2 separate regions of the Homo sapiens genome follow, and region 1 is linked to region 2. Evidence: read pairs that join two places in POLR2A ChIA-PET (ENCODE). Cell type or tissue: GM12878. All regions are shown on one strand. Links, peaks and the distances in the headings refer to the core of each region. The heading gives the core; the rest is flanking DNA.

Region 1 (8,330 bases), core at 262-8,261, 76 kb after region 2:
GGCTTGATGAGTCATATAATACCCAATTTAATTTATCATTAATAAATAATGATATTTAGGCTTAGCTCAGGACACTTGATAATTTGGTGGCCCACAGCCAAGGGCTTTAGTGTCCACTAGGGCCAAGTGACATGCTCGAAGCTGTATCTCAAAAGGAGAATAGTTACCTGCAGAAGATAGTATTGTGTTTCTTCTGATTTCATCTTGAGGCCTCTTTCTGGAGAGTGGCTGTAAACTCTAGCCCTGTCCTGACTCCAGGGCCCCAGGAGAGCTGGCCATGGATGTTTGCAGTGCGCCATTGACAGGATACTTCATTATCTGGCAGATGGCCTAATTCCTAAGTGTCAGACCCATGACCAGGTGTCCGTCTCACAGGAAACTTGTTGATACTGGCAGACACCTGTGTGGCTCTTGTCTGACTTGTGTCCAGTTTATTCCTACCAAGATAGCCACTCTGTAGGAGAACCCTCTATGGAATGAGAGTTGGGTTCAGGTATGATGGTCAGGTGAGTTGCAGAGGAGGCAACACAGCAAAACACATGAAGTAACAGAAGCAGTGTATTGCTTACAGAGCTCTTACAGAGAAGAGGGCAGCACGCCTCTCAGGGCCAGTGGGGAGAGAGCTGGCCAGGACACACGTGCTTAGCTGGGGAGCAGGGAATGAGAGAGAAAGCAAGGGGCCTGAGGGCTAATGTCTGTATTGGGTCCAGGCCATTACCCAAGCAGGTTTCCTGAGAGGAGTTTTTGTTTTTTTTGTTTGTTTGTTTGTTTTTGGTGGGGGGGGGGTTGGTTTTTGGTTTTGTTTTTTTTGTTGTTGTTTTTTTTTTGAGACAGAGTCTCACCCTGTCACCTAGGCTGGAAGGCAGTGGTGCAATCTTGGCTCACTGCAACCTCCGCCTTGCAGGGTCAAGTGATTCTCATGCCTCTGCCTCCCGAGTAGCTGGGATTACAGGTGCCCACCACCACACCTGGCTAATTTGTGTATTTTTAGTAGAGACATGGTTTTGCCATGTTCCCCAGGCTGGTCTCAAACTCCTGACCTCAGGTGATCCTCCTGCCTCGGCCTCCCAAAGTGCTGGGATTACAGGCATGAGCTGCCATGCCCAGCGGGTTTTTGGTTTTTTGAAATGGTCTCATTCTGTTGCCCAGGCTGGAGTGCACTGGCGCTATCACAGCTCACTGCACCCTCTACCTCTCAGGCTCAAGCAGTCCTCCCACCTCAGCCTCCTAAATATCTGGGATCACAGGAGTGCGCCACCATGCCTAGCTAATTTTTAAATTATTTTTGGTAGAGACAAGGTCTCGCTATGTTGCCCAGGCTGTCTCAAACTCCTTGTCTCAAGCAGTCCTCCCACCTTGGCCACTCACAGTGTTGGGATTACAGGCGTGAGCCACTGCATCCGATAGGAGTTCTAACTGGTAAGTTTAGAGCAAGCAGGCACAAGTATCATGGGGTCATGCTGTGACTCAGAGGTGGTCACTGCAGCATGTCTGGGCAGTCCATGTGGGGCGAGGGGGTTGGAGCAAGTCACATATGTAGTATCTAGGTGTCCACAGGGAAGTGGTCATCAGGAGGTGGTTGTATAAGGCAGGTATCTAGATTGATCACACTGAGGAGCTAGGAGGAGGTGGAGAACTGGACAATGTGTCAAGGGTGACTGAGTCCTGCTTTTTATATGAGAAAGGCTAACCTGTATTTAAAACAGATGCTGAGACAACATACAATTATAAAAATTTCGCCAGGTGCAATGGCTCATGCCTGTAATCCCCACCCTTTGGGAGGCCAAAGCTGGAGGATCACTTAAGCCCAGAAGTGTGAAACCAGTCTGGGCAACATAGCAAGACATTGTCTCTACAAAAAAAAAAATTTTTTAAGTTAGCCAGGCATGGAGGCACACGCCTGTAGTCCCAGCTACGTGGGAGGCTGAGGTGGGAGAATGGCTTGAGCCCAGGAGATCGAGGGTGCAGAGAGCCATGCTTGCACCACTGCAGTCCAGCCTGGTGAGACAAAGTGAGACCCTATCTCAGAAAAAGAAAAGAAAATATCCTGAGTTGCAAATGCCCTGAATACACCTAACCTACAGGACATCATAGCTTAGCCTAGCCTACCTCAAACATGCCCAGAACACTTACATTGGCCTACAGTTGGGCAAAGTGATCCGTCCATACAGCCCACTGTAGAATATTGGTCATCCAGCCTAGTGATCCTGTGGCTGGCAGAGCTGCACTCACTGCTGCTGCCCAGCATCACGAGAGAGCATCGCACCACATATCACTCACCTAGGGAAAGATCAAAATCCAGCATTCGAAATACAGCTTCTACTGAATGCACATCGCTTTCGCATCATTGCTGAAGTAAAAAAAATTAAGTTGAACCTTCATAAGTCAGGAACTGTCATGACAATGTCATCTTTTCTTCTGGGCCCCACTCAAAACTGATAGCCTTTTAAGTTATTCAGAAAATGGGTCAGAGAAGAACATTGAAATGAGGTATACATTGCCTTCAAAATCCAAAACCACTGGGCATTGTGCCTCTTAGTGGTAGTAGGGCCCAGCTTAACATGCCCCAGACCGTTAGGCCCCCCAGAAGGTTCACTGAATGTTTGTGGGATTTATTTCCCACCCTCTGGCATACATATATCTCGTCAAGGTGGCTAGAATAGTTACTACTTCTAATCAGCATATTATCAACACATTAGATGAATGTGATGTCCTGTGGAGTAGAGAAGAGGACAAGGTCTCCACAAACTAGATGATGACAGATGACTGCGAATTGATACAGTCCTGAGTTTGGATAACGAATAGGTATTGCTAGCCCTGTCAGCTCAAAGCAAACTGCTTTTGATGGTCTTTACTAAAAATTGCTGAGGAAAAAAGCATTCATCAGATCAATAGCTGCATACTTTGCTCCAAGGGATGCATTGATTTGCTTCATGAATGAAGGCACACCTAGAATAGCAGCTGCAATTGGAGTCACAACCTAATTGAGTTTATAATAATCCACGCCATTCTCTTGGATCCATCTTGGATCTGCACAGGCTAGAGAGCTAAGCTGAATGGAAATCATCAGCTCTGTGTCTTTCAGATCATTGATTAGTGGTGGAACTAATTTCTGCAATCTCTCCAGGAATGCAGTGCTGCTTTTGGCTCACTGCTTTTATAGGTAGAGGCTAACATTTATATGGTTTGTCTTTTTTTTTTTTTTTTTGAATAGAGTTTCGCTCTTTTTGCCCAGGCTAGAGTGCAATGGCACTATCTCAGCTCACTGCAACCTCTGCCTCCCGGGTTCAAGCAATTCTCCTGCCTCAGCCTCCCAAGTAGCTAGGATTTCAGGCATGTACCACCATGCCCAGCTAATTTTGTATTTTTAGTAGAGATGGGGTTTCTCCATGTTGGTCAGGCTGGTCTCGAACTCCGACCTCAGGTGATCCACCTGCCTCAGCCTTCCAAAGTGCTGGGATTACAGGCGTGAGCCACCTCGCCCGGCCTCCATTTTTTTTCAATTCAGCATAATTTGTATTGTCTCTGAAACTCAGCTTCCTCATCTGTGAAATACAGATAATGATGCCAGCCTTACTTGTGTTCAGAGGTTGTTGTAAGACTCAAATAAGATTGTGTAAGCTAAAATACATTACAAACTGTAGAACCCTCTACAGGGTATAAGGAATAAGCGCTAGAATTATTATTACCTCCTTCCATCCCCTCTTATATAGAAAATTTAGATTATAGTCCCCTTGTTACTATTTCAATCTATGTTTTTTGTTGTTGTTTTTGTTGCAAGTACTTGGAATCCACTCAAAGTAGTTTAAGCATAAATATGGAATCGAATTTGAAAGATCCAGGAGTGTCTCAAGAAGCTCAGAATTCACAGGCAGGAAAGGCACTTGCGCATCATAAGGTGGTAGAAAAAGGAACTGAAAAGGCATTGGGAGCTGTGGCCATGAGAGTGCACTGCTCACATCTCTGAATGCAGGGGAGCGTAACATGGCCCCCTGCTGCTGGGCTATGAAATTCTGCCACTGCATTTGCACTGAGACCACCCTTCTTGTGAGCTGCTCCCACCCGGTGACTGAGTGCAGGCCTGCCATACTAAGGCAGGCCCATTTCTGGGATATGGGGACTCCTCTGACAGGTGGCTTTGGCACAAGCACACCTCATCAGCTCTTGCAGAGCTTTCTTAGAACTACACTACGTTCTAAGCTGGGCATGGTTAGGCATGTGTAGTCCCAGCTACTCAAGAGGCTGAGGGAGGAGAATTGCTTGAGCTCAGGAGTTTGAGGCCAGCCTGGACAACAAAGGGAGACTGTCTCTGAAAAAGAAAGAACTACACTGCGTTCTAACACCTCCTCAACCCAGCCCTCCTCCATTCCTGTCTCCTGGCAGGGGCTACACCTGCATTGCAGCTCTCCCAGGCTCTTCCGGCTTCCTGCTATTCGCTTCACAAGTGTTTTCCCAGCACATCTCTTGCACATTTAGTCCTATCTGGGCATCTTCTCAGAGGACTCAAACCTTAGGACAGGAACCTAAGTAATTCCTCTTTTGCAACTCCAAGTCTATGTGGACTCTTATTTTCTTTCTACTTTTCTACTTCCTTTCTGCTTTACTCTTTCACCCAACCCCTACCTAATCTTCTCAGCTTTTCCATTTATATAAAGAAAAATGTCTGACCCAGTTTCTAAATTTACAAATCCTTCCAGTTTGAGCACTAATTGACACTGATGTCTTTGAATCCTCACTTCAAGCTCCCAAAAGAAAGAATCAAGTGCCTTCACTTGGATTAGGAGCTCATCCCCGGTCCGGTTGTGGTAATTATGGCCAAGGAGACAGGTCTCATGATACAGACAGTATTACTGAGATTCACATCTCAGCTGATGACTTGCTTTGTTTAATGAGAAAATGGAAGCAACTCAGGCCAGGTGCAGTGGCTCAAGCCTGTAATCCCAGCACTTTGGGAGGCCAAGGCGGGAGGATCACTTGAGCCCAGGAATTTGAGACCAGCCTAGGCAACATGACAAAACCCTGTCTCTACCAAAAATAATTTAAAAATTAGCCAGGCAGGGTGAAGCACTCCTATGATCCCAGCTATTTGGGAGGCTGAGGTGGGAGGATCACTTGAGCCCAGGAGATTGAAGCAGTAGGAGTTAGTGAGCCATGATCTCGCCACTGCACTGGGCAACAGATTGAGACCCTGTCTCGGAAAAAAAAAAAGAAACAACTAGACCAGAACTGCCTCATTTTCCCATCACCAAATCTACCAGCCTATACCTGGACACACACTGCCTTTGTTCCTTTTAAGATGAAAGCCCACCAAATGAGTGTGCTCCCTGGGGTGATTTGTTATTCCACAGTAGATAACTAATATAACCAGCCAACATAAGAAAGAAAAGGCAGACTGGGTACAGTGGCTCACGCCTGTAATCCCAGCACTTTGGGAGGCCAAGGCAGATTGATCACTTGAGGCCAGGAGTTCGAGACTACCCTGGCCAACATGGTGAAACCCCATCTCTACTAAAAATACAAAAAAATTAGCCGGGCATGGTGGCACACACCTGTGGTTCCAGCTACTCGGGAGGCTGAGGCATGAGAGTCATTGAACCCGGGAGGCGAAGGTTGCAGTAAGCCGAGATTGCATCACTGCACTCTAGCCTGGGCAACAGAGCGAGACTCTGTCTCTAAATAAATAAAAATACTGCATCCCAGGGGAATGGCAGAGATTAATGCCACCTTCAAGAACAAAGGATGCAGGGGTAGTGTCCTCCCTCAAATCTCCACTTAATTCACCCATCTGGACCCTACGAGATCCAGGTATGTCCTGTAGTGTGAAAGTAGACTACAACAAACGAACCGAATATCCCAATTGCAGCTACTGTGCCAGATGCATCCATGCTAGAGTGGATTTACATAGTCTACACAGTGTGAGGGAACTGACCACTGATCTGGCAAATGCACAATTTCCCATCCCCACCAAAAGGAAGATCAGAAACAGTAGATTCACTTGGAATTGACAAAAGTATATATTTATGGTTTTCCTACAGGGCTGTGTTAACTCTGTCAAAATACAGTCTAAAGACATAAGAACTGTCTGAATATTTCTTAGAACTTCGTATTAGTTCCTATGTTGATGATATCATATGCATCTTGCTAATGAGGCCAGGTGAGCAAGAAGTGTCAAGTACTTTGGGTGAGACACATACACTCTAGGAAGTGGAAGAAACGTCCTATGATATACAAGAGCTTGCCTCATCAGTGAACTTTTTAGGAGTCCAGTGGTCTAAGCGTGCTGAAACATTCTAAAGCAAGGAACAAATTACTGAAACTCATACCTACCACAGGGAAGAGGGAAGCACAACTTCTAGTAAATCCATTCATATTTTAGAGGCAGCATATTCCACAACTGGGAATACTGCTTAACCTAACACCTGGTAACACAAGAGGCTGCCATCTTTGACTGGGGGGCCCAGAATAGGAGAGAGCTCTGCAGCAGGTCCGGTTGCTACAAGTGGCAGACCCTACAGTCTTGATGTTTTAATTGATCCTCATCATTTCTCTTCCTCTGCTGTCCATTTTAGATTCCCCTTAACCTCAGGAAGCACCTCTGCTAAGGCTCTGGTCATTCCATTATATTACAGGTATCCAAGGTGGAGTTTCTAGCAAGCCCCAGCAGGACAATCACAATATAGGTCTTCAGGGTTCTGGAGCAAGACCATACTATCTGCAGCAGAGAATTAGACACCTTTTGAAGAATAGCTCCTGAAGGGCTACTAAACCCTGGCAGAGATGGAACACTTCACCAAGGGGCACCAAGTGACCACGTGTCTAGAACCGTTCGTTATTAGTTAGGTTCTGCCTATCAAACTCACCAAGACATAAAGTTGAATGGGCCTAGCCATAATCCATAGTAAGATGGAAATGGTATGTCCAGAACTGGGCATGAACAGAGCTACACAGTCAGATGGCCTAGACACACATGTCACCTGCCAGTGTGGCACCAGTGCTTCTCCCTCAGCTCATGCCTGTGGCTGCACAGGGGGGCAAAGTCCCTTTATGATCAGCTGACAAAAGAGGAGAGCCTTTGCTTTTTCTTGATTCACAGATGGGTCAGACAGGTATATGGCTGCAAGCCAAAAATGAGCTGTGACTACAATACAGCCCACCATAGGCTGATCTTGACAAAGAGTGGCAAGGGAAATCCCCCCAGTGGATCAGTCCTCTCACTGGTGCATCTGTTCATCCACTTCGTATGGAAAGACATGTAGCCCAAGGGTACACTTTATATTCATTCATGGCTACTAGTAACTGCCTTGATGGGTTGATCAGGGGTCTGGAAGGAGAAAGATTAGAAGATCAAGGACAAGGATGTCTGGGACAGAGGCATGTGGATGGACTATTTGAGTAGCTAGGAAGTGTGAAGAGGACCACCAGAAAGCATCTAACTTGAAAGAAACACCAAACAACCAGCTAGACAGAATGATTTAGCCAATTTGATGTCAACCAGATGCCATCAGCCACCCCAGAACTGACACAACGGGCATGTGAAGGAGCAACTGTGGTGGCAGGGATGGGGACAAACACATGGACCGTCACTCACAAGGGCTGATGTAGCTACCACCACTGCTGAATGTTCAGCCTGCCAGCAATGCATCAGTGCTGATCCTCGGAAATGGCAGTAGCTCTCAAAGTAAATAAGTAGCCGCTTGGTAATAAGTTGACTACAATGGGTCCCTTCCATCCTAGAAATGGCAGAAATTTATTTTGACTAGAATGGACACATGGTTTACCTTTTCTGCCTGCAGGGCCTCAGCCAACGCCACTATCTGAGGGCTTACTGAGTGTTTTACCCACTGACATAGGTTCCCACGTAACATCACATCAGACCCAAGGGCCCGTTCATTGCAAGGCGAAGGAGGCATGACAATGGCACGTGACCATGGGATCACTGGTCCTGTCACATTCTGCACCACCCAGAAGATACTGGCTTGAACGAAGAGAAGAAATGGGCTGTTGAAGGCGTAGCTGAGATGCCAGCTCAGAGACGATGATACCAAGTAAGGAGGGGTTACTACCTTCCAGGGCACAGTGTACACTCTAATCAACAACCAATAAGGCGCTATGTCCCACTGGGAGGAATATATAGGTCCAGGAACCAAGGGGTAGAGATAGGAGCGGCTTCACTTTACATTAATCCCATTGGGGTATTTCTGTTACCACAACTCTAAGCTTTGAGGGTTTTAGGTTCTGGTTCCCAATAAGGAAATGTTTCCATGAAGGGATACAGCAAAAGTACACCAAGGAACCAGTAGGCAAGAAGCAGGAGCCACCATCCTGGCAGG
Region 2 (8,330 bases), core at 280-8,279:
GAAGAGGTCACCACCAATGTCCCCTGATTCCTTCAGGGGTGTAGCTGCTGCCCAGAGAGGTGTGTGGCCCTATCCCCAGCTCAACTCACCCAGAGCAGGGCCTGGGCAGGAAGTGCCTGCCTCTGTTTCCCCAGGGGCAGGGGCAGGACTCAGGTTTAGTCTGAGAGAGGTAAGACCCTGGAGGAGTGGCTCCCAGTGGCCACCAAGGGCATCTCAGGCTGGGCCTGGCAAAGGCAGTAGCGACCTAGGTCCAGCTTCCTAGAGCCTGCAGGGGTCAGGCACACCCAGTGCTTTGCCAGCACAGGGCTGGGAGCTGTGGCTGCAAGATCACCCAGGAGCAGGGCCGAGTGAGGGCCCCCGGGAGCAGCCCCAATGACAGCAGTCACTAAGCCAGAACCCCCAAGCCAGGAGGCTCCTTTCTGCTGGCCTGGGTGCTGAGGGCAAGGGAGAGGCACGAGGGACACAGGATGGCCCGGAGGGTGTGCTGCCCTTACCCAGACCCCGTGGGAGGACCCCGGAGAAGGGCAGGAGGGTGGTGCCCAGGGAGGCGCCCTGTGTGCCAGCAGGGAAGGCCTGCAGCTGGGGGGCCACCTGCCTTCCTCCCTTCTCTCTCCTTTTCCTCTACGTACCCACTGTCTCTTTGTTCTCCTCCTCCTCACCCATCTCTCTCCTCCTCCCCAACCCCTCACTGCTCCCCATCTTCAGGCCACCCCCCTACCCTCAGTAAATATCCCCCTCAGCCAGAGGAGGCCAAGGGAGGGGAGCTGAGCAGTGGCTGAGGCAGGGACGCTGGTCCTGGCCCATGCTGTCCAGGCTCAGGGGATGCCCTGGCAAGCCTCTCCCAGGACTCCTGCCCCTCGTATGGACTTAAAGGACTGAGGCCCCTGATGCCAGTGCCTGGCCCAAGATGAACCAGTATAGAGCCTGCCTCTCCCTGCTCAGAGACCACAGTGGTGACAGCCAATCCTCACTCAAGGGCCTGGCTTAGAGGACTCGCCAACGACCCCCATTCACCCTGCAACCCCAACTTCCACACCTCCGCTCTTGCTGTTCTCTGCCCCTGGATTGCTGGAGCCGCCTCTTCTGTGGATCCTTCTGTGTCCCAGCCCAGCCCTCCCGACTTCTCCTCCATTCTGGGCTCAAGCACGGCTGCCTCTTCAGCCTGTGATGCACTCCTGGAGGCCAGAGGAGGTGCTCCGTGACCGCTCCTGAGCACTAGGTCTGCAGACTGGCCTGCACGTGCCCAGCCTTGCCCTGGCCAGGCCTGCTGGACCAGAGAAACCCAGAGGATAAAGGCCCAAGGTCACAATGCAGGGGAGTGTCCCATGCCCCCCAGGGAAGGCGCCCAGAGCCGAAGTCTTCTCCCTCTGGGGACTGAAGCCCCTCCTTAAGGCAGGGGAACGGGCACACCACCTCAACACAGGTTGCTCACCAGGCACAATAGGATTGTTGGCTTCTGCGTGCACCAGAATTTCACCTCCCTCCACCCTTCTCCACCCACCAGGCCCCTCTGCTCAGCCTCAGACCCCAGCCCAGAATGTCCAGTTGCTAATGGCCCCAGTCAGTGAGCTCCCAGAAGCTGCTCCATGCTCCCCAGATCCTGGAGGCCAGAGTAGCCGGGGGCCTGGCTGCAACTGCCTGGGCTGGAGACCCAGAGGGTTTCCTCGCCTCTATTCCAGCAGCACCAGGCACCTGGATGTTGTCTCATTCTGGCTAAAAATAAGAACTATTTGGCAATGTTTTCCAATAACTTCCAATTACTGTGAATCTACCGTGAGCTAGCTACATTAAATCATACTTCTCAGCCAGGTGCGGTGGCTAATGTCTGTAATCCCAGCGCTTTGGGAGGCTGAAGCGGGCGGATCACAAGATTAGGAGATCAAGACCATCCTGGCTAACACAATGAAACCCCGTCTCTACTAAAAATACAAAAAGAAATTAGCCAGGTGTGTTGGCGGGCGCCTGTAGTCCCAGCTACCAGGGAGGCTGAAGCAGGAGAATTACTTGAACCCAGGAGGCGGAGCTTGCAGCAAGCTGAGATCACACCACTGCACTCCAGCCTGGGCAACAGAGCGAGACTCCATCTCAAAAAAAAAAAAAAAATCACACTTCTCATCAGTTTCACATCACTTTGCGGGACAGGAATTACTTGCTATTCCCATTTGGCGGATGAGGAATTTTTTCCCCAATGTCAAGGCAGAACTGGGACTCCCGCCCATCCTTTCCTCGTTAAGGCCCCTGGGCTCTGTGCATTAGTCCTGCCTCTCCGATGGTGGTAAGGTCCTCCAAGGAAGAGGAGGCCTGACATGCCCATGGCCGCACTGCCACCCATGCCCCTGGCACCATCTGACCTTGGTTGGAGCCCAGCAGTCCCCCACCCCCACCCAGTGGAAACAGAACAGAAATGCGTGTGTGCCCAGGACCCGGGGCATGGGACCTCACATGTGGCTACAAATTAGATGGGCTACAGATTAGTTGTGGGTTAGAACCCCAGATGGGTTCACCATCTTCCAGGGGCTGGGGAACCCCCTCCACCTTGGCTGAGAGATGAGCCCACTTCAAACACACTTTTACCTTTTACTTATTCTCCAAAATTTGTTTGGAATGATGACATAAAATATGAGAAAAACAAACAAGCACTGTTTTTTAAACCAGAAAAGCAGAGAGGTGGTTAACTCCATGCCACAAAAGGATCAGAGACCCGGCATGTCATGTGCCCACACCAGGGCCCATGTTGGGGTGACTCCAAGCAGTGTGACAAACTGGTTTGGGGGCTAATGTGAGGTTACAGCAGAGGTTTCCCAAACCAACCAGTTGGTTTCAGAATCAGCCAGGCCCTGTTGTCTCCTAACCAGACTATGATAACAGCCACCCCCAGGTCCTGGGCACCTGCCTCTGCCTCTCCCGGCCCCGTCTGCCCACCCCCTCCCATCACAGCCCAAGTCTTCTTCCCCGAGGGAAATCTGAGTCCCAGCTCCCTATAGTTGCCTCTGGGATGCATCCACACCCTTCAGCAGGGAGTCAAGGCCCCATCTTTCTTCCCCTTATTTGATTCATGTTCTTCAGCAAAGCCCAGCTTAGTTCTTCCCACCACCCTGTGCCCATGGCCCCCAAACCACCTTGCTCACAGCAGCCACTCTGTCTGCAATGCCCTTCTTGTGGACTCAGAATGCCCTCATGCCCGCCTCCCTGGGGCCAGCACCAATGCTGCCTCCTCCAGGAAGCTTCCCCGTCACCCTGGCGGAGCGTGGTGGCTCCCTCTTGGGTGCCCTGCAGCTCTGTGAAGCCCTCAGGGACTTGCTGTCCCATGGGAGCTGCTGTCATGCAGCTGCTTCCAAGCAGGCTCCACCCTCTTGGATGTCTCCCTCTGTCCTCACCCCAGGGATTCTCATCAGCCCTTCTTTACAGATATGGAAACTGAGGCTCAGAGAGGGAAAGTGAGTCATGCTTGGTGAATCCTAAGCAAGAGGCTGGAGGGGCAGAAGACATGTCCTGTACAGGCTGCCCAGAGCCATGCTGCCTTCCCCCACCCTCAGCAGAACCTGCCTGCCCCCAGGTCAGCCACCGTCCCCCCAGGAGGCCCCCATGCCTGAACACAGGGGTGGCCCCTGCCAGAGCCACACTGGGCAAGTAGGGCTGTGGACAGGACCAGTGCACAGCCATGGTTCCCACAGGGCAGAAGGAACAGGTTACAGAAAACCACTGGGCTTATCCTCAGCCATCTCCTACCTCCCCAAGGAGCCCTTGGGGCCTGGGGACAGGTCAGTAGCAGAGGAAGGACAAGGGGCTTACAAGCATCTTGGCCCTGGCATGGAGTCGAAAATGGGTGAGCAGGTGGCCACATGGGTTGGGGACCACAGGGCCAGGCAGTGTCCGGCAGCCCAGAAGCCCTGAGCTGAGGCTAAGCGGGGCTCTCCCCACACCCCACCCTATAGAGGGTGGAGGAAGTTCCCTGCTGGGTCCAGGGCTGGGACAGTGACAGGCCCCAGCGGGGAGAAGGCCCCATAGTCCCAGTCCGCCAAGGGAAATAGAAACTGCTCACACGCCAGCAGTAGGGCGCACACGGGGTGCCTTCCCCTCATGGCGTGCAAGGAGGGGTGGCCCCTCTGTGTGGGCGGCGGCAGTGCTGAATCATGTCACCCTGCCCCTGCCGCTTCACTGGGAAAGGGGCCCCAGCAGCACCACCTCACCCTGCTGTTGTCGGAACTGAATGAGCCACCATCCGGGAAGGTGTTTTGGAAGCTGTGAACGGCCTGCCATACGTAAATAATTAAAATAATGAAGGAACAACAGACTCATGAGGGCAGGCAAGTGGGCTGGCCTCCCAGCACAGGGGGCAGCCCCCACCTATAGGGAGACCCCAGAAGAAGCTTTTCTTCTGTCCCCCAGCCTCTCTCCAGGCATAGGGCTCTTCCTGGCCCCTCTGCCCATGTGTAAGCTTCTCTCACAGCCGAGGACAAAGCCTTCCCCAGGACCCTCCTGCTCTGGCACCTCTCAGCCTCCTGGCCCTTGACTCCTCAACTTTGGATCCTGTGGGGCAAGAGAGGGCAGTCAGGGAGAGCAGAGGCCCCATGGTTGTCAATTCAGGGGGAGCGTCACAGACAGTGCCCCCCTGCCCCACCTAGCTGGGCCCCTTCCTCGTGCATCTCCGGGCTGCTTATGCTAAGAGAACCTTCCTCCTTTCCCTGATCGGCAGCCCCTTCTGTAGGCTCCATGCAGCAGGTGCTGGGACAGAAGAAATCCATGCTGGTGCACTGCAGCCGTCTGCTCCCGAGAGGGCCGCCTCGGGACCTGCTGCCCAGCACGGGCTCGGGCAAGGCTTGCTGAGAGGCTCAGGGCACGGGGGATCCAGGAGTCCAAGGTGGACCCAGGGGGCCTGGCCGCCTGCACAGCCCCTTCTTGTCCTAGCTTGGCAGGAGGCCCTCAGACCCTGGCCAGTGAGGTCCAGAGAGTCTGCACTGGGACAGCCCAGTCACATCAGCGGCAAGAAGAGTCGCGAGAGAGCCAGGAGCTGGGTCACGAGAGGGTGTTGCTGACTGTTTTTGGCCCCAGCCCCTTCTTGCCCCTTCAATAAACTTCTCCTCCTCCACCCTGGAATTTCCCCAGGAGGATCACACACATTAGAGGGGCGCTGCCCAGAACTAAGACCTCCGTGAGACTCAGCCATTCAACACATATTTGTGGAGCAGCTCTTATGCGCCAGGCACCGCTCTGGGCTCTGGGAATGCAGTGGCTTTGCTGGTTACTCTCTGTCCCCTTCCCCTTCCCAGACCCGTTCTCCTCCCTGCTCTGGGCCCACAGGCTGCCATGCACGGACAGTCAGGTGGGATCTCTCACTCTCTGCTTCCTGACTACTCAGCCAGAAGGCACCAGGAGGCGAAGTGGGGAAAGAGTCTCGAGGACTTCTATCCCTGCTCCTCCTCTGCCCTGACACCAAGGTGTGGGCCGGGCTGGGTCCCTCTGGGACTCCCGTTCCCATAGCTCGGCCCCTCTTCACAGCCCTCGCTGTCCCAGACTCTGACAACATCTTCCCTCTCCTTGTTCTCCCAGCCCAAAAAAGAAGAATGGCCTTGTGGTACAGTGCAAAAATGACTACAACATTTTGACGCTCTTCTATCAAGAGGTGGAGTCCAATTCTCCACAACACATCAAGGACACAGGACAGCCCAGCCTGTGGCACAGGTGCTTTCTCACACATCCTGCCCAGACGCCCACGGTTCCTGGTACTGTGTGTTTGCCCTCGCTGCAAATATGCCCGATTTGTTCAACTACAGCTGTGTTCCTCGTGGTCTTTGGCTGGAGGGAGTTGAGAGACCCCACCTCTATCCTGGTTCCAGCCTCGCCCCTCCTCCTGTAGCATCCAGAATGAACTTTCTAAGTTTCTAAATTGCTCTGCTGGAAACCTTTCAGTGGCACCCAGGTATGTCGGTAGCAGTTCGATTTGGCTGACAGGACAGTGGCCCAGGGTTAAGTGGGGACTAGGAGCTCAGGCTGGTATGCAGGCTCTCCTCCCCAGAACTCCCAGCATATAAAAACTATAAAAACCCTAGAAGAAAACCTAGGAAATACCATTCTGGACACAAGCCCTGGCAGAGACTCCAAAAGCAATTGGAACAAAACCAAAAATTAACAAATGGGACCTAATTAAACTAAACAGCTTCTACACAGCAAAAGAAACCATCAACAGAGTAAACAGGCAACCTACAGAACAAGAGAAAATATTTGCAAACAATGCATCCAACAAAGTTCTAATATCCAGAATCTATAAGGAACTTAAATTAACAAGCAAAAAACAACCCCATTTAAAAAATGGACAAAGGGCTGGGTACAATGGCTCATGCCTGTAATCCAGCACTTTTGGAGGCCAAAGCAGGCAGACCACTTGAGGTCAGGAGTTCAAGAGACCAGCCTGGCCAATATGTGAAACCCTGTCTCTACTAAAAATACAAAAATTAGCCAGCTGTGGTGGCTCGCGCCTGTAGCCCCAGCTAGCTACTTGGGAGGCTGAGGCAGGAGAATCACTTCAACCCAGAAGGCAGAGGTTGCAGTGAGCCGAGACCTCGCCACTGCACTCTAGCCTGGGTGACAGAGCAAGACTCTCTCTCAAAAAAATAAAAAATAAAAATAATAAAAATGGGCAAAGGCCATGAACAGACACTTCTCAAAAGAAGACATACATATGGCCAACAAGCATATGAATAAAATGGTCAGTATCACTAATTATTAGAGAAAGGCAAATCGAAACCACAATGAGATAACAATTCACACCAGTCAGAATGGCTACTATTAAAAAGTCAAAAAATAACAGATGCTGGAGAGGTTGTAGAGAAAAGAGAACACTTCCATGCTGCCAGTGGGAATGTAAATTAGTTCAGCCACTGTAGAAAGCAGTTTGGAGATTTCTCCAAGAACTTAAAGCAGAACTATCATTTGACCCAGCAATTCATTACTGAGTATGTACCCAAAGGAACATAAATCATTCTACCACAAAGACACATGCACGTGAATGCTCATTACAGCACTATGCACAACAGCAAGGAGGAGGAATAAACCTAAATGCCCATCAACGGTGGACTGGATAAAGAAAATGTGGTGCATATATACCATGGAAGATTACACAGCCATAAAAAAGGAGATCAAGTCCTTTGCAGCAACACGGATGGAGGTGGAGGCCATCATCCTAAGCAAATTAATGCAGGAATAGATAACCAAATACCGCAAGTTCTCACTTATAAGTGGGAGCTAAACGTTGAGCACACATGGAGCCTACTTGAGGTGGACGAGGAGGGTGAGGGTCGAAAAACTACCTGTCTAGTACTATCCTTATTACTGGGGTGACGAAAAAATCTGTACACCAAACCCCCATAACGTGCAATTTACCCATGTCACAAGCTTGCACACATACCCTCTGAACCTAAAATAAAAGTTGGAGAGAAAAAAAACAAAATAAACTTAAAATTTTTTAAAAGTTTCTGTATGCTCAAACTCACCACAAACAAAAGTAAAGGGTGAGTGACAAACATGGAGAAAATACTTAGAAACAGGCTGGGCGCGGTGGCTCATGCCTCTAATCCCAGCACTTTGGGAGGCCAAGACAGGCGGATCACCTGAGGTCAGGAGTTCAAGACCAGCCTGACCAACATGGCGAAACCTCGTCTCTTCTTAAAAAATACAAAAATTAGCCAGATGTGGTTGCACGTGCCTGTAATCCCAGCTACTCGGGAGGCTGAGGCAGGAGAATTGCTTGAACCCAGGTGGCAGAGGTTGCAGTGAGCCGAGATTGTGCCACTGCACTCCAGCCTGGGCAACAAAAGCAAAACTCCATCTCAAAAAAAAAAAAAGAAAGAAAGAAAATATTTGAAAGCAAGTGACAGATAAAATATTATTCATTCATTCATTCATCCAGCAGTTAATTGGAGGGTGCCTATTAGGCACCAGGCATTGTCTCAGGTACTGGAAACCTTCACATGGACAAATGACAAAATCTCTGCCCTCTTGGTTCTTACATTGTAATGGGGTGGGGAGGACAAGCAATAAAGAAATAAACACATCGTACGTCAGATGGTGGTTATGGAGAAAAGCCCAACAGGAAAAGAGGACAGAGAGTGTGAAGAAAGTGAGTAAAGATGTGAGGCCTCCAAAAACAAATAAGAAAAAGTCAAACAACACAACAGGAAAGGGGCAAAGAATAACAACACAGAATTCACAGACCAAGAAATGCAAATCTCCAGTAATCCACAAAAGCCATGCTCTACCCACTGAAACAAGGCAGCGCGATGATCCACCCATCAGGTTGGCAAACATTCAAATACTGGGAAGGGTGGTGAATG

Evidence for each region. ChIA-PET counts read pairs that join two places held together with the same protein. Peaks named below come from ENCODE experiments on the same cell type or tissue, not always from the same donor. Only the 100,000 strongest peaks of a DNase experiment are listed, where the experiment ranks them.
Region 1: POLR2A ChIA-PET joins it to region 2 with 11 read pairs; 5 of 35 experiments call an interaction of 5 or more read pairs at or near these places.

The regions. Positions count from the first base shown.
Region 1 is chr2:96,230,055-96,238,384 of GRCh38, forward strand. It overlaps STARD7-AS1 (STARD7 antisense RNA 1), which reads left to right. Exons shown (of 4, transcript NR_046322.1): 2 at 7,851-8,045. Among named protein-coding and RNA genes, the nearest start is that of SNORA112, 20 kb to the left of the region's middle. RefSeq lists enhancers at 3,968-4,037, 4,048-4,197. In GM12878, for the core only: a CTCF peak has its summit at 3,965; a DNase peak (open chromatin) is centred at 3,927; H3K27ac peaks cover 1,640 bases.
Region 2 is chr2:96,153,910-96,162,239 of GRCh38, forward strand. No RefSeq gene overlaps it. Among named protein-coding and RNA genes, the nearest start is that of DUSP2, 13 kb to the left of the region's middle. RefSeq lists enhancers at 295-364, 3,362-3,451, 3,631-4,169, 3,981-4,275, 3,992-4,401 and 2 more. In GM12878, for the core only: no CTCF peak of the experiment used is centred there; DNase peaks (open chromatin) are centred at 2,772, 3,312, 4,072, 8,232 and 1 weaker place; H3K4me3 peaks cover 760 bases; H3K27ac peaks cover 4,360 bases.